Regions from separate parts of the Mus musculus genome. Here regions 2 and 3 are each linked to region 1. Evidence: chromatin loops called from intact Hi-C (ENCODE). Cell type or tissue: heart. All regions are shown on one strand.

The links. Hi-C counts contacts between places; a loop is a spot of excess contacts. Peaks named below come from ENCODE experiments on the same cell type or tissue, not always from the same donor. Only the 100,000 strongest peaks of a DNase experiment are listed, where the experiment ranks them.
Region 2: a loop joins it to region 1, with 7 times the contacts of the local background. A loop is called at or near these places in 6 of 42 quality-filtered maps.
Region 3: a loop joins it to region 1, with 2.4 times the contacts of the local background. A loop is called at or near these places in 3 of 42 quality-filtered maps.

Annotation. Positions count from the first base shown.
Region 1 is chr2:169,746,663-169,754,662 of GRCm38, forward strand. All of the region lies in intron 1 of Tshz2 (teashirt zinc finger family member 2), which reads left to right. Among named protein-coding and RNA genes, the nearest start is that of Gm34344, 84 kb to the left of the region's middle. In heart, no CTCF peak of the experiment used is centred here; DNase peaks (open chromatin) are centred at 4,719 and 5,649; H3K27ac peaks cover 2,364 bases.
Region 2 is chr2:169,628,954-169,636,953 of GRCm38, forward strand. It overlaps Tshz2 (teashirt zinc finger family member 2), which reads left to right and starts at 3,556. Exons shown (of 2, transcript NM_080455.3): 1 at 3,556-4,826. The coding sequence starts at 4,787. Gm34294 (a long non-coding RNA gene) reads right to left here and starts at 1,525. Exons shown (of 2, transcript XR_003953971.1): 1 at 1-1,525. In heart, CTCF peaks have their summits at 3,111 (motif pointing right) and 4,825; DNase peaks (open chromatin) are centred at 3,628, 4,088, 4,788 and 5,228; H3K4me3 peaks cover 3,465 bases; H3K27ac peaks cover 3,618 bases.
Region 3 is chr2:169,846,049-169,854,048 of GRCm38, forward strand. The region is part of intron 1 of Tshz2 (teashirt zinc finger family member 2); the gene reads left to right. Among named protein-coding and RNA genes, the nearest start is that of AY702102, 110 kb to the right of the region's middle. In heart, a CTCF peak has its summit at 3,247 (motif pointing left); no DNase peak of the experiment used is centred here; H3K27me3 peaks cover 404 bases.

The DNA of each region.
Region 1 (8,000 bases):
CAGAATTCCTGGGTGTTCACGAGACAGATAGGTGGACATAGGCAACGGTGAACCTTGTCTCAAAACTAGTGACATGGGAGGACTGACACCTGAGGTTGTCCTCTGACTTCTACACCCATGCTATGCGTGACTCTGGTACACACACACACACACAGAGAGAGAGAGAGAGAGAGAGAGAGGGAGAGAGAGAGAGGGAGAGAGAGAGAGAGAAACAGAGAGAGAGAAACAGAGAGAGAGAAACAGAGAGAGAGAAACAGAGAGAGAGAGGCAGAGATATACAGAGAGAGAGCGAGACAGAGAGACAGAGACAGAGAGACAGAGATAGAGACAGAGAGAGATGAAGCGAGGGAGAGAGAAGATATTTTAAAAGTGTCCCTACACATTGTCAAATGTTTCCTAGAGTAGGGAAAAAAATCAACTCCCTGAAACCCACTGATTTAAACACTCAGGGCCAGTCAGCCCATTTAGATGGAATAATAATCATATTGCTTTATCCTGTTTTCCAAGGCAGACTCTGTGATTTACCCACAGTAAAAAGAAGGGGCTACTTCCAAACCTCCTTAGGAGGAAGTCTGAAGCCCCAAGTCCTGGCCCAGTCGATGGTGACATTAACAGCTCTGATGTTGTGGTGCACAGAGGTGCAGAGGGCCCGCCCATCTCCTCTGGCCTTTATCTCTCAGTCCAGAAATGCTGCCTGCAGGCTTTCAGATCAGGCTCCTTCTATTTCCAGCTCCAGTCTTGCCCAAGGGATCCATGAAGTACGTCCAGTTAGTTGCTTAAAACGGGTCCTCCTGTCTGGCTACCAGATGGAAAGCCATTGCTCCAGAGCTCTGCTCTCGTGTTGTAATGAAAACGCTTGTTACCTTTAATGAAAAACATAGACCAGACCATGAATCCTGTGGCCTTTCAGACACATGTGCACAGCTGGGCAGGAACTCGGAAGTGCTGGCCATAGGAAGATCCTTCATTTTCACAGGATTGCCTGACACTGAGGTTCTGGGGAGAGGAGAGGAGAGGAGGGTCAGCAGAACGCTACATCAGACTTAAAGCCTGATAAAGTCAGCTTCCCACATTAGCCTTCAGGGCCAGTGAAGCGCTGGGACTAAGATCTTAGAAGATGGAGCCACTGGGAGCCCCTGGGAGCCGATGTCAGTGTTGAACTTTTAATGTGAAATGTCCTCCACAGGCTCATGTGTTTGCACACTTGTCCACCACCTGAGGTCACTGTGACTCGGGAGGGTTGCAGAAGCTTTAGAAGGCAGAGTTCTATCGGAGGAGAGAGGTTTCCGGGGGAACAGGCCTTAGGTTTTGTCTTAGTCAGGGTTTCTATTCCTGCACAGAACATCATGACCAAGTAGCAAGTTGAAGAGGAAAGGGTTTATTCAGCTTACACTTCCACGCTGCTGTTCATCACCAAGGAACGGGAACTCAAGCAGGCCAGGATACAGGAGCTGATGCAGAGGCCATGGAGAGATGTTCTTTACTGGCTTGCTTCCCCTGGCTTGCTCAGCCTGCTCTCTTATAGAACCCAAGACTACCAGCCCAGGGATGGTCCCACCCACAAGGGGCCTCTCCCCCTTGATCACTAATTGAGAAAATGCCTTACAGTTGGATCTCATGGAGGCATTTCCTCAACTGAAGCTCCTTTCTCTGTGATAACTCCAGTCTGTGTCAAATTGACACACAAAACCAGCCAGTAGAGGTTTTATAGCCCAAGTCCACTGCCTGTCTGCTCTCTGCTTCCTGGCTGTGGACTCAGGGTGATCAGCAAAGGCACACACCACTACTCCATGCCTTCCTCATGATGGAGGTGCACACCACTGCTCCATGCCTTCCTTATGATGGAGGATTGCATCTCCTCCTTAAAAATTCTTTCATTCAATATAGTTTGGTCATATTTTACCTCCCTCATCTCCTCCCAGATCTCTCATACATTCACTTAACTTTCCCTCACACAGATACATACATACATACGTACGTACATACAAAGGTAATTTCTTCAAGGAGTCCCTTTGGTCTTGGCCAAGTCCTCCTGAGCAGAAGGCTTAGTGTGAGGTGTGGTTGACACACCCATGTCACTCCACTGATATCCACTCATCTAGCAGGTACCAATTGCAAACAGCTTCATTGCCTGGGATGGGCCTTTGCATCTATTCTCTCTTCTCAAAGATGGGGTTGCGTCTCATCTGAACCTGTGCAGGCCTAGTGTGTGTGGCCATAGTCTCTGGGAGTACAGCCCTGTAGGCCTTAGAAAGCATGTTTTCCTTGGAGTTTGTCCACTGCCTCAGTCCACCTTCCTCTCCCCTCGGATTCCTGACTATATCCTTTAGTACACATAAACAAAAACAAACACTTCCTCTATTAAAAAAAAATAATAACTTGGGGTCACGCACATCTAACTAGCTACATGTAACTAGCACACGTTTGACGCGCTAACCTGGAGAGTGGAAACAGTTGGCCTGTGTCCTAGCTAAGTTAGATGAGTTCGCAAATCATTTAACACTATCATTTATCTATCTGTCATCTATAACATATATACAATGTTTTTACATGTAAAACTATGATATAACAGACGCCTATATAAAATTTGCTTATACAACATAAGGAGCAATCAAAATGTTATCATGTGTAACCAGTCTACAGGATTCAGAGCCATTCTCTTCCGTTCTTTTTTTTTTTCCTTCCGTTCTTCATTCGTTATCCGACTGCTTTAGTTTGTGCCTACTTTTTCTACCGTGTCAGCAATTTGTAATTCAACCATGAAACGAGCAGTCTCGGGCACTGTTTTGAAGTTAATAAAAGTGTAAATGACTAATGTGTAGGACGGACCGTTTCTCTGCCCCACCGGAATCCAGCTTGTGACACTGCTCAACAGAGATGAACTGTCTCCAGCCAGTTAGCCACCCTAAAAAAAAAAAAAAAAAAAATTAGGTAGGAAGTCAGAGGGCGGGACTTCCTGCTTTGTTCCTTCCGCATCTCTAGAACATTCGATTATCATGTTTTGATTTTTAAAAGGAAGTGGAGTTCCTAGGCAAGAGAGTGACAGCAAGTTTAAGGGGATTTATTGTTGGCTTCTTCTCCCTTATCTATCCCAAGCGCCCCTTGATTTATGGGGTTTATCCTATAGCTCAAGAACAGGGGTTGTTAGTGGGCGGAAGAATGCAGTTCTGGGGCCAAGGTTGTGGTTTGCTGTGTCCTTGAATGGTTACAGTTCTCTCTCTTAATATATTTTCTTACCTTTCGGTTTCAGCACGATCTGATTGCCAGGAAGGCTTTGCCTGTGTGTTGGGACCACTTCCAAATGCCACCTTGTGATCTTACAAATAAATCTAGTTTCAGTGAAAGAAAAATGGAAGGGGGCTCACCTTCTCTGTTGACAAAATATCAACAGGGACACAGGAGCACCTGAAGATGCAGTCAGGTCCTGTGAGGTGGGGCAAGGTAGGGGCTAGGGAGTTGCCTCCCACTAAAGTGAGATTTTCTCATGGGGTTTCTGTGAAGATCTCAACTCCCACTTGAGCCCCGAAATCACTAAACCCAGCTGTTTCTCCCCCCCCCCATGGCTGTGGGAGTCCTCTGCAGCTCTCTTGTATTAGATACACTCCCAGGTTCCAAGTTAGGCTTGATCACCTCCTTCAAGAAACATCCCACAGTCTCTCACATCGAAAACATAATCATCAGAATTTGATGGTTGAATTTCTTCCTGATATTCTTCACTTATTGCAGGTTTTTTGTCTTGTTTTGTTTTCTATTCCTGTCCCTACTTGTCTATAGATGAGTATAATAATGGAAGGAATCTGCCTCCAAGACTCCACCGATTGCCTAGTGGCTAAGTGTGCACTCAGTGCCTGGTGCTGGCCTTAGACCACTGTGTGGCTGGCTTTGGGGAAAGCTGTTAAGTCCACAAGATGGCTAACTTTGAGACTTATGGAGATGTGTGTCCTTGCTGAGACCCCACAGAAAGTAGATGATTCAACCTGGCATGCAGGCATGGAGATCTGACCCCTGTCCCTGCCCTGCTAACCTATTTGCAATCTCTTGGCTTTCGTGTCGAAAGACCTAAAGGCCTTGGCCTTCCCATTTGCTGATGCATTGCCAGACGGTCCCAAGCCACCTGTCATTTTGCCAAAGTCTAAATCCCCTGCCGGTCTCAGTTTTCTCTCCCTGGTAACATTCAGAGCTCATGTTGCATTAAATGGTTAAAGGGGGGGCGAAATGCATGTCACTAAACTCGTCAATGACAGAGTCGAGTTAGAATTAGGAAATTCTAGCACGGGATAATGCTTTTTGGCAAGATCTCATCTGAGCAGGAAGCCTGAACTGGAGAAGGTATGCAACCAGAGAGTGAGGGGCATCTGTTTGTCTTCAGTTCCTCTGACAGCCAGGATGGCTTGTTTGTGTCAGTATTCTCTGGGATGGTAAATGTGATCTCACAGAAAGGTCAAAGTCCACCAGACCTTTCTGCCTGCTCGGGGGCCCACCCCAGGCCTCTTCTCTCCTGCCCCCTGGTCCCTTCTAAATTAAATCACATTCCACTGCCTGTTGTTGGATAATGTCTGGACAAAATACTTTTGCACACACTCCTTGCTTAAGGCAAAGCGACTGGAACAGAGTGCAGCTGGCTATGGGCCATGGACTAATTGCTTTATGCCCATTTCCCCTCGCCAGAGGCACACCCAGCATTGAGGAATCCATGGCCATTTCCCAAGTCTTTTTCAGGTCTCTGACAATCAGTGGAACATTCACTGGGGTGGGGGAACCACCTGGATTGGGCGGGCGGGGGGAGCTACCTCTCCATAGGCGTCGGCACCTTTCCACTTGGGCTGTTTAATCTCCTGCTATTTTGATCCTAGTGATCTGGGTTTTTAATTTCCTGTAATCCAGAAAGGAATGTGTTCTCTTCCTTAACGACATCTGTGGGATCTGCCTTTCTTGTTCCAGACGAATCCTAACAGAGATGTTTTCGTCAATGACTGGATATTTTATTAGAAATCCAGAGATTCCCGTTAACTCGAATTATTTTCGTGGCTCTGATCAACCTTCAGCTTAATAATTCATGATGTTTAATAACCTGTTCAGATCATTGCCAAAATTATTGATTTAATAATATTTGGTTATTAAGAGTGGAAGATGAGGAGGGGTTTCTTATCACTACATCAAGTTCTGTCTTATTACCTTGCAATTCTTGAGGAGAGCCGATAATCATAGAGACCTTTAATATCTTGTCATTTTTCTTGGTAAAAGCTGGGAAATAGTTCTGAGTTTTTAAATAGGATTTGCCTTCACTTTTATTTCCATATTTTGGAGGCAGGGGGTTTTCCTGATGTTTTGAGCTACGGTCTCGTTATGCAGCCCAACTGACCCTGACCTTAAAACCCTCCTGCGTCCTCCTCACACCAGCTCGCTGGGTGATAGGCCTACGTAGCACAACTGCCTGCTCTCTTCATTCTTGAGCTTCAAAGGTTACAATGAAGACATCCAATCAACCTAATGAGTAATGACTGAAACACTCCCCAAGAGTTTTGGAGACACCATGCAAGCTCAGCCCCAAGTCCCTGCGGTTTCTCCGGCAGATTCCAGCGGACTCCCCTCTTCTCCTTTTAAAATCATCTTTAATTGAATCGTATTGTGATTACTTCCGCGGTTTCCCTTCTGGGAACACACTTTACAATCTGAAATTAGAATGGAGCTGGAAAATTCATCACCAACTTGTTTTGGCAATGCGGAGTTTCGGACCTCTTCCTCCTAGGACCTCCTTCAGAAGTCAGAGCTGTGACTGGGCCAGGCGGAGATCAGTGTTTCCTCTCACTTGAAAAATAAGTAAAAACCAAATGTATGGACTTTAAAATAACCCATTTAAAGACTAACCTTGATGCTGCACACATTTCAGTTCAACATTCCTAATGCAGAGGCAGGGGGATCTCTGTGAGTTTGAGATCAGCCTGGTTTACATCATGAGTCCCAGACTCCTAACCAGGACTTCGTTGTGAGACCCGGTCTCCAGATAAATTAATTAAAATGATGTCTTTAAGAACTTCATTTGCAAGTTGCCCTTATTGTTGTTAGAATATCCTTATCCGGGCCTCTTTCTGCACTAACAACTACATCTTCAGGCAATGTTCCAAGTGGAACCCTCTTTATCCCCAATTTTATTCAAGGCCTAATGGTGTTATGGCACATGTCCAAAACTTAACCTGTCAGGCAGTGAGAAACTTCCTCGTAGCACTGTGTCTCAATAGAAACTGACTTCCTGCATTGGAGATAAAGGATGATATGATACAGCCTGGGTTTAGGAGATCCTTAGAATTCCCCTACCCAGGGTTCTTTGTGTTCCAAGCATGCTGGGAATGTGCCTTGCCATGAGTGGATCCTTTTGTCTACTCAATGTCAAGGACAAGAGAAGGAATTCCTTCATAAACACATGGATGGGAACCTGTCTCTGACTTAACCGAGCCTGCAGACAACCTAGGTAAGACATAGTGCTCACAGCTTCCCAGATATATACACACTGGATCCTTGCTGCGGCCTATAGATCCCCTTCGTTGGCCAGCATGAAAATGAGCCATTATTGTCGAATAAAAACGGTGTCCTGGGGTTCCATAGCTCGGCTCAGCAAATTTAGACCAGAGCATTGATCTTCCATCGGTGTAGCCCATTTGGTGTGTGTCTCACCTTGATTTCTGCTGCTGTCAAACACTCTAGCCAAAAGAGAAACTTAAGGAAGGAAATGGTTCATTTCATCGTATAGGTGACAATCGGTCTTTGGGAAACCAAGGCAAGCTTGCAATTCCACACAGTGTCACCTCCGACCAAGGAACGCATTTCACATCCAAAGAAGGGCGGCAGGAGCCAGGGAGGAAGCTCATAGGCTTACTTCAGAGGCCCATGCTCAGCCAGGTCCTCCTGACGAGAGATAGTGCCGCCCACAATAGGCGGGGCCTTCCTGCATCAATTAGTGTGGGTGGGCCCTCTTGCATCAATGACCAATCAAGACAATCCCCGGACATGCCCATGAGCCAATCAGGTCTGAGCAATCCCTCAATTGCGGTTCCCTTTTCAGATGACTTCAGGTTTAAGCTGACAGTTATAACTAACTAGGGCAGTGGGTTATATCAATGGGGGAAGTGGGTTTAGAATATATCTGAGTGCCTTGCCTGTAGTAAAGGACGGAGCGTGCACTTCGTTGTTCGCTCTTTACACACATAAACACCAGTGCTTTGGATGACAATACAAAAGTTATCCAAAAGCCCCCAAGTTTCAGAAGGTCCTATTACCTCCATGTAGAAAGACAGATAGCCACAAGTCCTTTTCAGGAACGCTACCTCTCAAGTCTGTTGAAATATGTAATTCTTGAATTTAGAGAGCTGACTACAAGAGAGGTCATGACTCACACCTGCTTCAGCCAGCACGCAAAGGTTGAAGGAAAAAGTGTTGTGGCGCTCTGCCTCTCTGGTGAGCGATCAGCACACAGCTTTCAGGGTCTAAGGAAGAAGTTAAAGACTGCTCCACCATGATATCAGGTTGTGTCAGGAGTCCAGTACCTAACTGATAGCTTTCATTGCGGAAAGAAATTGTTACACAGAAGCCAAGGGGAAGTGGGAAGTGAACATTGTTGCTCATTTTGGAGGAAAAGCAGAGCACTCCAGCCTGGCTTTGAAACAGACGGGAAAGAGAGAATGGTTAGAATGGTCAGAGTGACCACCATCCATGCTCATTTAGTTACAAGTTATCTTTCTTGTTCTTCTGGCTGCGAATTTGAGGCTCATGCACAGACTAGCCCAACGCCCAGGACACGTTAAAGTGCAGGTGTAGCCTTTACTGCCGCCCAGAGGCACATCCGGTTTGCTGTCAGTACCTCGAAGATGGGCACTTTCAGCGTGGCTTTTACGGTTCAGGGTCTGATATTTCGTGATGAAGCTGGCTACCACCTCCTGGATTTTAATATTCATTGAGGTGCTGACACAAACTCAACGAGTAGAGCTCATTACCAGCACCTGTGA
Region 2 (8,000 bases), 120 kb before region 1:
TTCTATTAGTAGCAATCGGAGGGAAAAATACAACTCAGTGAGAGAACATTCCAGAAGCAAGGCCAGAAGATAGGCTGGAAACTGCAGAAAGTGCCCATAGTGAAGAGTTGCTGAGAATCTCCACCGATTGATAAAAACACTGTAAGCTGCAGAGGTATCTGAGAAGGTGAGAAGCGCTTGGGAGCAAGGCTGTGGGCCAGAGTCCTGAACCTACTTGCTCCAAGACCCAGCCCCAATAAGTTCCCTTTTCTGTTGTCATCTGGTACTCTAGGTGTCCCTGCAATAGGTTTTTAGAGGTATGTCACTATGCATGCACCCTTCCAGTTGGCTCTCTGTTGTGATAAGTACCATGACCAAAAACAACTTGGGGAGGAAAGGACTTATTTCAGCTCGCAGCTTATAGTCCGTCTGTCCCTGAGAGATGCCATGGAAGAGTTCTAGAATGGAAACTGGAGCAGAGACCACAGAGGAACTCTGATTACTTGCTTGCTTCCTCTGGCTTGTTCAGCAGCTTTTCTTATACGGTTTAAGTTTTTGTGCCTAAGAGTGGTGCCGCCCATGGTGGTCTGGGCCCTCCTACATCAATCAGAATTCTGAAGATAAGGCCACTAGCCAGTGTGATCTGGGCAGTTTTCAACTGAAGTTCTCTTATCCCAGGTGACACTACATTCGTGTCAAGTCAACAGCCAAGCTAACTAGAACAGCATCCTACCATCGCCTATATTTTAGGACAATCCCTTGTATCCCCTTATATAGAACACAGAAGTTTCTCAAATGCTGCTTTGAGCATGATATGAATCCCAAGGCAACAGGTTTCCAGAGAAGATGGCAAATTCATGATGAGCCCTTACTACCCACCCCTTCTCCTAAGTCTGTGTTTCCTGGTCCTGTAATGTGCCCTATGGTGTATGTGCAAGTTTGGAGCTTTCTCCAAACGTATTCTGAGAAACCATGGTTAATGCCTCTTTGCTAACATTGCTAGCCATAATAATACAGGATTGCTCTGCCTCAGTTGCCAAAGAATTAGGCTGTAATAAGGGGTGGGAGCTGTCTGGGTGGTTTAGGCCAGGTGATGTAATCACTTGTACTACACGTGTGGGGCAGAGACTTGTGTGGGGCTGTTGAAGATGACTAACTGGTACTTTGCAAGCAGTGACAATAACAGCACTTTGTGGCTGATGGGTAGGGCCCGGTGAGCTATATTTCCTGTGGCCCAAAAGTACTGCTGAAAAAGACTGCACTGAACTAGTCATAGCTGGTAATTAATTGCCCGTGAGGAAGGGTCAGGGTGGCAAGAGGTAAGGGGCATATGGGAGGCATCTGAGGTTTCACTGGTCAAGCCTCATTACCAGTGGATACATAGTGGGGAGGAGCGAGGAGCCAGATGAGAGTCCATCACAGTGGCCACAGAAGCAACATCACCCCTAGTGCTGTTCAGTTGTATCTAAGTATGCTTTGATCTTAAAGTCAGCAGCATTAACTTTGTCTGACTCCTGAAGAGAGAGAAGGAGGAGGAGGAGGAGGAGGAGGAGGAGGAGGAGGAGGAGGAGGAGGAGGAGGAGGAGGAGGAGAAGGAGAAGAAGAAGAAGAAGAAGAAGAAGAAGAAGAAGAAGAAGAAGAAGAAGAAGAAGAAGAAGAAGAAGAAGAAGAAGAAGAAGAAGAAGAAGAAGAAGAAGAAGAAGGTGGTCTCTGGGCAGAAGATCTCAGACTGTAAGGAGCAAGTGGTTTGCATGAGATACTGGAGTCCAAGTGCTCAATGTATCAACTCCAGAACAAGGCCCATATGCAGCAAGGTTCCTGTCTAGAAAATCCGAGGTGATCCGTCTCCAAGCAGGGAAAATCTGGGCTCTAGAGGAGACTGGGCAATGTCTGTGAAACGTTCTGTCATCAGAGCAGAGGGAGGGGCCTGGTGTCTAGATGCCTGGATGCTGCCAAGCAAGCACCTTGCATTGTACTGGACCACACTCATCTCCAGTAAGCAGTGTGTGGCCCAAACTGTAAACAGATCTAAGGATGCAAAACCTGCTTCAGAGCACCAAGGTGAGCACACCCTCAAAAAGGCCTCTGTGGGCTTGGAGGGCTACGAACCAGGAGCTTCTACTGTTACACCAAGGGCCACCCTCGCAAGAGTCTCCTTGTCACCCAACTTCCTCCTTCTCCAAGGTTAGAACCTATCTGTGACTTGCCCCAGGCAGCCCCACTTGGTAAACATCCTTCCTTCTTCATACTCCAGATTCATGACAGTCTGTGTCTCAGGCCTATCAGCCCAGCTACTCAGGAGCCTGAGACCAGAAGATCCCAAGTTTGAAGACCTATCTAAGAATGAGTTCAAGGTCAGCCTGAATAACTTAGCAAGACCTCTGTCTCAACATTTAAGAAAAAAATGAAGAGGATCAGAAACATAGTTTAGTGATAGACTGCCTGCCCAGCATGTATGATGCCTTGCCTACCCAGCATGTATGATGCCTTGCCTACCCAGCATGCATTATGCCTTGCCTACCCAGCATGCATTGTGCCTTGCCTGTCCAGCATGTATGATGTCTTGCCTGCCCAGTATGTACGGTGCCCTGAGTTCAATGCCCAGTATCAGGTTCATTAGGCTCCTAGCTCTACCTCCTTCCGCTGCCTTCCCACTTGTCATTGACTTTCTACCCAACTGGAAGGAAGGAAAGCGTCTTCAGGACAGGGTCATCCTGTTCACACGTGCTGAAAGGTACCTACCTCCCCGTGTGCAGTGGTACCCAGGGAGACCGGGTTCAGCTACAATAGACTCTCCAGAATGGACTCCTCTTTCAGCCCCAAAACAACACTCAGTTTTAACCAATCCGGGCCACTCTGAAGTTGTACTCCCAGCATGCCCTGCTTCCTCTTCATTTATTGCACTATTGGGGGTGGAGCTCTATGTTTTCTGTTTGGCACCATTGGGAGATAGAATACGATAAACGAGGGCACAACTCCCTAAGAACTTATACTCTAGTGAGATCTGAGGCAATTACCCAAAGAGCGAGCTGTGCACAGCATCCACCTTCCTTGATGAGCCCAGCGGAGAAAGCAAATAGAGAAAGGTGGACATCAAATTTTCAGCAAGGTAGACCTCTGGGAAGTGACTGAACACCACCAGGGGGCAAGTTGTTTCAGATGTTGTTCCTCTCACCCTTGATAACAGCCACAATCTGGACTTCCCCACTCTCTGTCACTGTGGTGACTGTATAACAGGTGCACCATAGGTGCTCAATAAATATCAGCATTGGAAGGAAACACAATGAAGGTTATGTAATTAGTCTGCCCAGGAAGCAGAAGTTTAAAAAAAAATCCCAATACTCCAAGAAGGTGGAAGTTAAAGCAATGTGAACTTACATAGTGAGAGGAGGTTATTTGCTGGAGAACAGGTTGAGACTGGATATAGTCCCATCCCCCTAATCTGTCTCCCAAGCAAACCTAGATTGTCCCCTTCTAATCTCCAACTCTAACTGTCTCCAACTCTGCCAGAGCCCCGCCCCCTTCCTTCCCACTCCCCCTTTTCTTCCTCTTGGAGGGGCATCTAGACAGGCGGACACTCCACTGCCCCAGTGAGGAGGAGGTGGGTGCCTCCAGGGCTGCAGCCAAGCCGGCTGGGTCCTCTTTCTCCAGCTCCTCTCCCAGGCGGGACACTGTCCCTTTAATAGACTCCCTCTGCCTGGCGCTCTGCGGCTGGGGAGTAAATTTCTCCCTGTCATCAGGTCGCAGGGAGAAGAGGAGGAGTTTGTTAATGTTCAGTTTGTTCAGCCGGGATCGATGTTTGCTGGCATCGCCTCGCCCTGTCTTGTGTGTGTGTGAGTGTGTGTGTGTGTGTGTGTGTGTGTGTGTGTGTGTGTGTGTGTGTGTGTAAGAGAGAGCATATGTGGGGAGTGTGAGTGTAAGTGTGTGTGTGTGTGTGTGTGTGTGTGTAAGCGAGAGTGCTTGTGTGTGAGAGCGAGCGTGCGTGTGCGTATGTGTGGTGTGTGTGTGTGTGTGTGTGTGTGTGTGTGTGTGTGTGTGTGTGTGTGTGTGAGTGAATTCCAGATTTTCTGTCTTTCCCAAACCCGCTCCTGTCCTCTCGCATATCACTCACAGACGGGGATCTGACAGCAACAACAAACCTACAGTGAGTGATCTCTCCCCAGCGCGAATCCGCCATCAAGATCAGGGAAGAGGAGGAGGAGGAAGAAGAGGAAGAGGAGGAGGAAGAGGAGGAGGAGGAGGAGGAGAAGGAGGAGAAGGAGAAGGAGGAGAAGGAGGAGGTGGTAAAGGAAGAGGAGGTGGAGGAAGAGGAGGAAGAAGAGGAGGAGGGAAAGAGAAGGAAGAAGAAAAAGAAGAAATCCACTGTCTTCCCGGGATTGTTTCCCCCCTTATCTTTAAGCGCGAGTGTGCGCGTGGCGCGTGTGCGCCCCTCATCCCTGCCATCTGAACCCCGTCTTGGATGTTTAATAAAGAAATCAAGTGTCTCACCAGTCACCAAAAAAACAGCAAAAAGCAAAACCAAAAAAAGAAAAAAATCCAAAAGCAAAACAAAAAGAGAGGGGGAAAAAAAACCAAACAAACAAACAAGGCAGAACCAACCTCCACTTGCAAGCAGCAGGCGCGAGCCACATATCTGCCACCCAGAGAGGGGGTCTCCGGCCCCGCGCTGGAGCGCTGGCAGGGGGATCTTCAGGGGGACAGAGGCCGAGTGACGTCCTAGGAGCCACAGAAAGACGAGCGAGACTGCGGCCCCCGCGCGCGGCTCGGGGCTGGGGCGCCAGAAGTGAGACTGGAGCTAAGTAGAGCGATGCCAAGGAGGAAACAGCAGGCACCCAAGCGGGCGGCAGGTAAGAGATGGCTCCGCTCCGGGTGCCCGGCCCCTGAGCCCGGCGCACAGCGGCTCGCCCGCCCGCCCTCCTGGCCTGGGGCTGGCGGGGACGCCACCCCCTGGCGCTTTCAAGAGGGTTAGCGTGCGGGTGCCCTCTTCATCACCCCAGAATGATTTCCCCAATCTTTCCCTCTCCAGGCTCCCTCTGGGTGGTGGTGGCAGGGAAGCGTCCCACCAAACCTTCCTGGTTTAAACTTTTCCTCCCTCCACCCTCTACCCCACCCCTAACTTTTTCTCCCAGTCTGGCTTCTTGCCTCTGGAACCAAAGTCGGATTATGGATTTGGGGTGCAGGGGGAGGGAGATAGCCCCCTCTCATCCCTCTGAGAGGTCAGTGCTGATGGCTTCTGGCCTCCAGGGACAGTGTCTCCAGTCGCTGGGGCTCAGGGCTTGCAAGTGTGTGGCATGGCCAAGCCTGGGGCTGCAGGCTGGCTTTGGAGCTGTGAGCCATGAGGGTGTAGCATTGGTCGCCAAGGTGCAAAAGGCACCCCCGGAAATGAGTGGGGTTTTGGACGTGTTTTCTAAAAGGTTTCACCGTTTATAGAAATCTCATTCCCTTTCTTGCTTAAAGCCAGGTGGGGATGGGGGAGAGAACCCCGTAGAAATTTAAACAGCCTTGGATTTTTCTCTGCCAGATAGAGCTTTGGAAACTTTGTGGAATTGACTACCACCCTAGGAGCTGTCCTGTGGAATTCTTTCTTGCAGGGACCCTTCCCCTAAGGATCAGATCGGCTCAATAGGTCCCACAACAGATCTTCAGGGTTATTGCTGTTGTTTTTATTGTCGTTGCTGTTGTTGTTTTTCCTTTTCCCTTTTGGGTTGCCTAATTGCTTTTTTAATAGTATGCTGGGGTTTTGTTTCTCGGAATCGGAACAGGAAAGTTCATTTTTCTCCTGCCAGACCCACCCACTGAAAAATCAGCTTTCCACTCGATTGCTAGTTTTGATTTGACATTTGATTGATCACCTGTCATCTCACTGCCTTTGATCTATTCATTCTGATATATATCAATAAATCACTCACCATGGTAACTCCGAGTGGCAGTGACGCAAGCTTTGCCCTCTACATTCAGAGAGAGAAATGCACAATCATTATCTTGTTGGCTTTTAACGTGGGCGTTTTTATTTCTTTGTATCCTTTAGTTGATGGGGCTTTAGCAAAGTTTAAGTTTCCTTGGCTCCCCTGTTCCCTCTCTCTTTCTCCTCTGACTTTGAGTGGCAATGGGTAAGACTGATCTGGAGACCACAGCTATATTTTACTCTGTTCCAACTTGAGTCAAACATGGGAAAAGTCACCAGGACACTTGGGTAAACTTTGCAAAGTCACCAAGAAGAAGTGAGTTAGGAATCTGGGGAAAGCGGGTGCCAGTGTCTGAACATGCAAGCTACCACGTTCATAACGCTTCACCGCCGCCTGATGCCATCCCAAAGAGCAATACGTGTGCTTCAGAAAATCCAGTTTCCTTCCCTCCCGAGTGCAGAATCGCTTCCTCGGCCATGTGTAGGTCGCTCTGAGTTGCTTTATTATAAAGCTTCCATTCATGAATTTTCAATTGTTTCTCTCAGAGCAAAATAACGAAAATATTCTTAGCAACACACACATTTGCAACTTGTCTATGCAGGGGGATTTCTTTTCTCAACTCTGGTTACTTCTTTTGGAAACAATAGCTCTCTTATTTTATTGTATCTTTTTAACTCTCGCACTCGGCTTGACTATCTGACCATTTGAGGGTGTGTGGCGGCCTTCAAGACTTCCTACGAGTCTGCCTGCTGCAATCAATGCTAGCAACACAAGTTCACGTGTGGCTGGATTATCAGAGATGGCATCCCTGTTGTTTGTTGTCCCGAAAGAGAGCCTTGGGCTGCAGTCCAGCAGAAATGATACTGCCCTGAAAACTGTTTTCTTTTTCTTTTTCTTTTTTTTTTCTCCTTCCCTTCCTTGTAGTTCCGGTAGAGGCCATCAAGAACTAGGCAGCAATTTAAATTAGCAGAATGACTGGACATGTCTCCTTTCACAAGCTCATTACAAAAAGTGCCTTGCTCAGAATTGCTCTACTTTAATTATAATTATCCACTGATCAATGGAGATCCAGGTGTGCAGAAAATGACGCTGTATCACATTATTTAAATTAGATCCTTTCGCTAAGCTGGTATCTATTGGTGCTGGCTACTTTTTTTTATTGTTGTAGTCTCTCTCTCTCTGTCTCTGTGTGTGTGTGTGTGCGCGCTCTCTCTCTCTCTCTCTCTCTCTCTCTCTCTCTCTCTCTCTCTCTCTCTCTCTCTGTGTGTGTGTGTGTGTGTGTGTGTGTGTGTGTGTGTGTGTGTGTGTGTGTGTGTGTGTGAAACTTGTGAGTATACTTTCAGTTTTCCGGCCGATTGGATTCGTAGTGTCTTTGCAAGACTGTTGCCATGATTCTCATCTTGTTCCCTAGAAGGCACAGAAATCCTTTTCGAGCTGAGATGGGATAATTGATCTCATACACAGCGAGTTACCCTGCTCCATGTATTTATCTGTTCACATACTAGTAAGATGGGTTGTTTTTCCGTGGTGTTTCTTCTTCCCATCCGAGGTCACCAGTGCCCGGCTGTTTCAGGATGAGTGAGGCAAAGTTAGCTGAGATTCCCCAGTCAGCTACCATGCAGGGAAGGGGTGTGTGTGTGTGTGGGGGGGGTGCCTCTCAGCCTGTAGCTCTGCTAACTTTTATCACTGCTTAAAATTAAATACAACGCACAACTGTAAGTGATTACTCCTGTGGACCGATGTTGAAAGCTTGATTCCTAGTTTGATTAATGAATAATAGAAGATAGAAAAAGCCTGGCTGGGAACCAGCGCTGAAGCTCTCTCTCCTGGAACCTCTTTCTCCCAAGAACTCTTCCAGGCTGTTGGGTTTCTTTCCTCCATTCGGCCTAAGGGTGATGTTTCAAGGCCTTGGTGGCCAAAACTTTCTAATAAAGCAGGTCTTCTAAACTCAGCCACAGGATGATATACTAAGTGATGGGGAATTTTAATCTGTTTTATTATTACTACTATTATTATTATTTTAGATTCCTCCCACTGCCTCCTATGTATGTCAGGTTGGAGGGGCAGATATGCGGAAGGCCATTCTCTTGAAGTAAACAGCTAAGGGGAAACATT
Region 3 (8,000 bases), 99 kb after region 1:
TTGGTGATGTCATTGGGGGAGGCTGTGAAACCCCTCTCTGCCTCAGACAGCAGACACAATGTCACCAGCCAACCTCACACTGTTGCTACACGACTCTTCCACCATGGTGGACTGTGCCACTCTAAACAAACCATGATCAAAACAAACTCTTCCTCAAAGTCCTACTTTGATTCTCTCTGTCACTATGGCAAACATCACCACCAGAACCAACCTGGGGAGGAGGGGGCTTATTTCATCTTACAAGTTAGAGTCCATAACCAGGGGAAGTCAGGGCAGGAGCTCAGATAGGAACCTGGAGGCAGAAACTTATACAGAGGCCACGAAGGAGCTCATCTTACTGACTAGATTCCCATGGCTTGCTTTGCTACCTTTTTATACAGCCCACCTGCATAGGGACAGCAATGCCCAGAGTGGGCTTTGCCCTCCCATATCAATTAGTAAATAATAGAATACCTCACAAATGTGGCCACAGACCAATCTGGTGGAGGCAGTTTCTCAGTCGAGGTTTCTTCTTCCCAGCAGTATCAAGTTAACACGCGACACTAACCACGACCCTCTCTTAAGTTGTTTCTTGTGCTTAGTTGCAGTGACAAGAGTCAAAACAGACAGCATAGTATCCTATCTCTGACTCCTACGAGGCATGTGTTGTCCTGCCCTAAGCAAGCCCTTCCACTGTGGGCAGGGCTAACCCTCCACAGGTCTTCCCCACCATGATGGTCTAAACCATCCCTGGAACCACAAGCCAAAATCGACTCTCTGTCCTAGGTTTCTGTGACATATTTCTGTCACAGCCATGAGACGTGTAATGAGCCACAGCCTAGGTTCAGAGCATCAGGAAGGGAAGGAATGATATTTCCCACCAAAGACTCTATAGCCTTATCAACATCAGATCAAGAGCCCATTTCTGGGCATTTACCATGGCTAGAGAGGTTAGAATAGCTGCTCCTGGACTTCAATGTTCTGCTTGTCATGTGGACAGAGAAGGCTTAGTCCCCCGAGTCCTGTGGAGCGAGCCCCACTCCATAAGAAAATCCAAACCCGGGTGCCATGAATGAGAGCAAGAGCAGCAGGCACTGGGGAAAGAGAGACAGAGATGCCTCCTGCTCAGTCTCATTAATACCGAGGAAGCTAAAACTTGACTTCCATTCTGTTAGAAAGTTTCACCATGCCTTACAAATGAAAACTTTTAAATGAATTTTCAAATGGCTCCAAGCCTGCCCATCTTGGGCTTTAAGACTTTGGAGAACACTGGTGGGAAATTTTGTTATCGTTCTCTTAAATGCATGCAAATTTGTACCTTTTGGCTCCCTCTCTGAAGAAACATGACAATTTGGAGCCTGAATTAGTCCTGAAGAGAAGCTGGTCCCCGAATGCCTTCTGTGGCCGCACCTGGGCGCTTCAGCACAGCTAAGCAACACGGGCATTCAGCACCCGGCAAGGCTGAGCCAGGCTGACTGCACAGCCGTTAAACCCACGGCAGGAAAAGTGTTTAAACTTTAATTAATCAGTCAATAAGGAAAATTGAGCTCTGTAGCACCAGCGAAGCCTGCACCCCGCTCACTGCCCCACCCTGTTCCATGTACATACTCTACACACACACACATCCCACACACGGATAATTCAATGAAGATGCGTTTCCTATAGGAACAGCTTGTGTTTGGGATACCATTAAGAATTTAATCAACAAAATAATTGGACTTTTTCCTGGAATTTCATGCAAGTGAACACTGACAATCCAACCTCAGTGGTTGTGATGGCAAGTCTCATGTCAGACCGAAAGGGCACCTGAAAAATAAAAAGGCAAAAGATACCACCGTGTTACCCTGACTTCACAAGGCGGGTTGACCTCTGGCAGCATGTCCAGCCTGGCTTCAGAATAGCTTTCGTTTACCTTGCATGACAGGATGATTTAATTCAACAGATATTTCTGACTGCTTCTTAAAGGTAGAGCATCATACTGGATAGAACCTAGTACAGGCTAGGGAAGCCCTGTGTATGGCTAATCTGGGGTCTTAGCCTGTGCTTTCTTCAAGAAGACACAGTGAAGCATGATGATATAAAGTCAGACACAGCAAGTGGCGGTGGCAGTTGGCATTCTGCTGCTACGGCAGAGCACCTGGGATAATCAGATAAAAGGAAGAAACATTTGCCTTGGTGACTGATGGTTTCAGAGGTTTGAGCCCGCTGCCCCTTGGCCCTGTTGCCTTTGGGCCCACAGGGAAGTGGTAAGTCACATCGGGAGCATATGTTGTGGTAAAGCTGCTCACGTCGTGATGGCCAGGAAGCAAAGCCAGAGACAGGAAGAGGACACGGTACCAATATTCCCATCATTGGCATACCCGTGTGACTTAACTTTCTTCTAGTAAGCCCTACTTCTAAGATACCACCAGCTCCCAAAAGCACTAGAGGCCAGCAGTGAAGCCTTTAGCATGTGATATCTTTGAATAACAAGGACTTCGGGTGTGTGTGATAGGCTAGAAAATTCAATCCAGGCCAGAGAGAAATCAGAATGATCCATGCCTTGCAAGCATAGGTGTGACCCAGCCTACTCATCTCAAATAACGCTGCACCGATCTCCCGTCTCCCCCTCTTCTTCCTCCTCATCTCTCTTCCCCCTCCTCTTCTCCTTCATCTCCCTTACCCTCCTCCTCCCTTTTCTCTTCCTCTCTCTCCTCTTCTGTCGGGTGTTCAGTCTCTCACAGGGGCGAGGAGCCCCACGATATGTCACTCTCGGCTTTGTCACCTGAAGAAGACAGCTCAGATGCTCGAGACTGCTTCAATCATTGTCTACCCATCAATCTTGTCTCCACACCATCATTTGGGTGGCTCTGCTTTGAGCTTGCTCCAATTTGTCTGCATCTTCCTGGGACTGAGTGGTCAGAAAGCACAACTGGGTTCCCATTCGGGAAGCTGGCTTTGTCCACGAGACTCTCTGCAGGGCTGTGGCAGAGATCACAGCAGCAGTCAGTCAGGCTCCAGTTCCAAAGAAGCCATTTCTTGCTGGTCCAGAGCAGACCTGTTTGGTATTTTTAGCCTCTGATGGTCAGGCTGCGGTATTAGAAAGTATTCCAGAAAATCCCATAGCTGGCAATGTGCAGGTGTAATGGTAGATGAGTGTCCTCGTGTCCACCTTGTGCGACTGTTTCCTCCTTCAGGAGAGGCAGAATGGGGGAGGGACACCTGCCTGGACCACCTGCCTACACTGAGTGGCAGTCAGCCACCTGCAGCCTTTCGCGTGAGCACCCTCTGCTGGCTGGATGCACTGCTGGCTGGCACGCTGGGAGCCAAACCTATCTCTCACCCAAACCATTCTCTGACTCTAGCCAGGGGAGACATTGTTCCCATTTTAAAGACTAGGTTACTGAGGCTACATACGGCCACTGAGGGTTAGAGAATAGGAAGGGAGCAGCATTGCCCATAATAATACCCAAATGGACGCCCCCATCTGGCTTTAGAGTTCCCAGGTCCTGGGGCCTGAAAGTTTAATGGCAGGAAAACAAGACCAAGTGTGCAGAGCCAGGGTTGTATCAGGAGTGGGGACAGTGGTTGGCCCCCAACACTGCTTGGATGGGAAGCGGTGGCTTTCAGCTCTGCCATGCCACAGCACACTTCTCGGGCCACAGGCCCCCTGCTCACTTGTACAGGAAGCTCTGATTCATGTCCCTCAGGTAAGGCTCACAGAATCTTGTGGGATTAGTACTGTCTTCCTCCTTACCCCTGCAGGCCAACAGTGGTAGTAGCAGTTGCTGCCATTGCAGTAATAAACTTTAAAGTCTGAGGCTGAAGGAAGTTACAGTATAAATTCACACTGAAAAGGAGGCAGGCTTGAATGCTGGTTGTCTCCAGCAGACCACCATCTTCCCTCAGGATCAGGGAGATACCGTTCCTTCCCTTTATGGGAAAATAAAGAGGGAAAAGGCTCATGTGCACGCGGCCCTGTGAGGATGGCTCCCTTCAGGTCCTCTCATGATGCAGAGCGGCCTTTTGTTCTGTATATACTGTGCTTTCTAGATACTGTGTCTATAGGTTCAGGGCCTCTGAGATGTGCATAGGGCTCGTGCTTTGTGTAGCTCTCAAGCCAGTGTGTGTGTGTGTGTGTGTGTGTGTGTGTGTGTGTGTGTGTGTATAGGTGGATGGGTGGGTATGTGTGTGTGTATGTGTGTGTCTGAGTATGTGTATCTGTGTGTGTTTCTATGTGTGTGTGTATGTGTCTAACTATGTGTAGCTGTGTGTGTGTGTGTCTATGTATGTGTCTTCTGTGTGTGTATATCTGTATCTGTGTCTGTGTGTGTGTGTGTATGTATCTGAGTATGTGTATCTGTGCATGTGTGTGTGTGTGTGTGTGTGTCTATGTATGTGTCTTCTGTGTGTGTATGTCTGTATCTGTGTCTGTGTGTGTGTGTATGTGTCTGAGTACGTGTATCTGTGCATGTGTGTGTGTGTGTATGTGTGTATCTGTGTGTGTTGGGTATAGGTGGTATAGTGGGTATGGGTGGGTATATGTATGTGTGCTCATTCAGCCCTCTCAATTATAACTAAAATTGAGAAACAGGGAATGCAGAGATGTATTAAGATCAAACTTTAGGGCAGTTGGTAAAGCGGTGGTTGAGTGTGGTCCGGAGACTTGGTTTGGCGCCCATAAAGCGTTATGTCCTAGCTGGAGACATAGCCAGCTCTTAAAGCTCATAAAGCGCTTGCCTTGCAAGTATTAGGACGTGAGTTCCAATCCCCATAGCCTGCGTGTATGCTGGGGAAATGGCTCACGGCCATGTAAACATGGAGACCAGAGATTAGTCCCCAGCACCCACTTAAATGCTGGGCACTGCAGCCTATGACGACTCAATAATCCCTGTGCTCAGGAGACCTCTGGCCATCACCCACACAAACACACGCACACATACACACACACACACACACACACACACACACACACACACACACACACACACGAACCTATACACAGCTAAACATGGCTGCATGAATAAGCACACATATACACACTTTTCTAAAAATCTAGGTGAGTAACAATATGACAGTATTCATAATAAAATAAGCATGGTTAACAGCTGACAGTCATGAGCTTATGCCAAAATACCCAAATTCTCGTTTCCTATTGTAAAAATCCCAAACTCAGCCACATTAGCTCAGTTTATACAAGGCAGGGTTTGCTGGACTCAGGGTGTGGCTCCATCTTTCCCACAGGGCAGGTCCCCAGACATCTTCTTCAGCACCTCCTCTTTTGCATCCACTTTTTCTGATGCATCCTCGAGCCCACAGATTGCCAATCATGTATACCATGCATCAATCTCTCCTTCAAGAAAATGACCTGAGCGCTGTGGCACAAGTGTGTAACCCTGGAGGCTAAGGCGGGAGAATCATAAATCCTAAGCCTGCCTGAGCTATGGAACAAGACCTTGTCTCCAAAGGCCAACATATAAAAGAAAGGGAAGAGAAAAAGAAAACGAGCTGTGTCTTGTCAAAACTGAGAAGACCGGTTAAGAAGTGTCAATCAAACAAGTGAAGGCCACCTACAGTAAACAGGAGAGGAAGACCTTCCTAGTTCCCTCCCGCTGGGCACCCGAGTCCTCTCCTGCCCCAGTTTGGACACTGTCCCAAGACAGTCTGGTGTACATTTGTCTCTGATATGGGATTGCTGGTGTGAACTTCACTCTAACACATTGTCAAACTCAAGGCGAGATTTGGGAAGGAGAGCCACAGCTTGCCCTGCCCAGGCCCCACAGCGAGCAGCAGTTTCCCAGGGAAGCCGTCTGTCATGAGGGAAGCTTCCTCTGCATCAACAGAAGGCCAATGTTCCATCTCCCCACTGGCCCAACATTTCCAAGTAAATACAAACCTATTTAAATTGCTGAGTCCAGCCTGCCAAAAGCTAGTGTCTCCTCCATACATGTCTGTATTCTCCCCCTCTAAGTTGTGTGTGTGTGTGCATGCACAGGCATGTGTGTGTGTTCAAGTCCTCCAAGCCAAGCTGGGGGGGGGGGGTCGGGGGGGGTGGACTTGAACTTGACCCAAGTTTATTAGATGGACACCTCTGATCTGCTTATTGATCTGCTTATGACTTTTGTTCTTATTTATCCATTATTTGTTCATTTTTGTTGTGATTTTATGTATGTGAGTCTTATACTTGCATATGTGTATGTCCACCATGACCCCTCAGAGGCCAGAAGAGGGGGCTGGATCCTCTGGAACTGGAGTTACAGCCATCTGTGAGGTTTGCTGCTGGGAGCCAACCCTGGCTCCTCTGCCAGAGCAGCAAGTCCTGTCACCCACTGAGGTTGCAGCTCAGTGACTTCTGATTATAAAAAAGACAACACTGGGTAATGTTCAGAGGATAGTCGGGGACAGTGGGGGTGACACCCACGTGACTTAAAAAGAAAACCAATTCTCTCTAAAAAAAAAAGAGCAGCATGAGGAAGCTCAGCCTTGACCTGCCGCTGAGACTGTAAAGGCCTTCATTTTCTTTCCTTTCTTTTTAAAAAAATTTAAAATTCCTTTTACATCATAGCCATAACATGCAGGACAGCCATGCTACAATCCACAGATCCAAAGAAACAGTCATAAGGAGGCCCCAAGGGAGGATACGTGAATCGCACTCAGAAAGGGAAGCTAGTCACCAGAGGTGAATGGACAGAGGGAACTGGGTAGGAGAGGAGGTGCGGAGGGGAATGGGGGATGGGGTGTGAAGAGAGGGGGAGAGGAGCAGGCTGGGTTATGCCAGGGTGTGAACATGCACCCAGCCCTGGGCCTGTCATCTAGCAAGAATGTAGAGTCTGAGACTATAGAATCCTCAGATTAATAAGCATCTATGAGTCTGGAGTTTCGAGGGCAACCTCCATTCTTTCCAATGTTGACAACTGTACTTTAAAAAAAAAAATAGCTTGACCCAGGGTTGGCGGTCTTTGCCTTTAATCCCAGCACTCAGGAAGCAGAGGCAGAGGCAGGAGGAGCTTTGTGGATTTGAGGCTAACCTGATCTACATAGTCAGTCCCAGAAGAGCCAGGGCTATGTAGTGAAACAGGGGCTCAAAAATACAAGATGCCTTAGGACTGAAGAGATGGCCCAGTCTCATCAGTAAATGTGTCTATTGAGCAAGGGTGGGGCCTGAGTGTGGTTCTTAGTAACTGCTTTAAAAAGCAAGGCGTGCCAGGCTAGGAGGGCCCCAGAAGCTCACTGACCAACCAGCACAGCCAGTGGGGCACCCTGGGTTCAGTGAGACACCCAGTCTCTAAAATTCAATAAATAAGTAAATCAGTCAATCAATCAATCAATCAATGTACTAGAGAAAGATATCAAACTTTAATCAGTGGCTTCCAGATGTGCATTCACAGACAGGTGTGTACACACACAAACATGTAGAGCATACACACACATAGCACAGCACTCACACGCGCGCACACACACACACACACACTTTATAGGTATGTGTATGTAGAGGGACCACCTACATAGGAAGAGTATTTGTGGAGCCTGTTCCTGTCATCTTTTGGATTCGTGGGCAATGCTTTGTCTCTGACCAGACTATAGAATAATGAAGAGACAGAGATCAGAGCTTTTGTGTCTGTGTCACAAGGAGGACAACTCTGGTTGCCTCCTCTGAGTGTAACAAAGCGCACCAGCCACCTAGATGGCTGCAGTGACCACGCATAGGAAGAGATGGGAAGGTTAAGGGTATCCTCGCAATCACTTGTTTTTTTGTGTCCCTCCTAAACGTGTTAGAGAGCAACATCATTCTGTAAAAACAATATGACCCCATTTCTAAAGCAATATTCATGCTAAGCCAGTCGGCTGTTAAATATATCCAGCAGTTTGCATTATGATGAAGCTAAGCCAGAATTTCAATTATTTTCTGGACACATTTAAAATTATAATACTTTACTGGATTCTCGTTATAGTTCATCCAGATTACTCAAACCATCGTATCAATCTCTTGCAACTGCTAATGCCTTACAGATGCGCGAAGTTAGGCAAAATAAGAGAGTGAC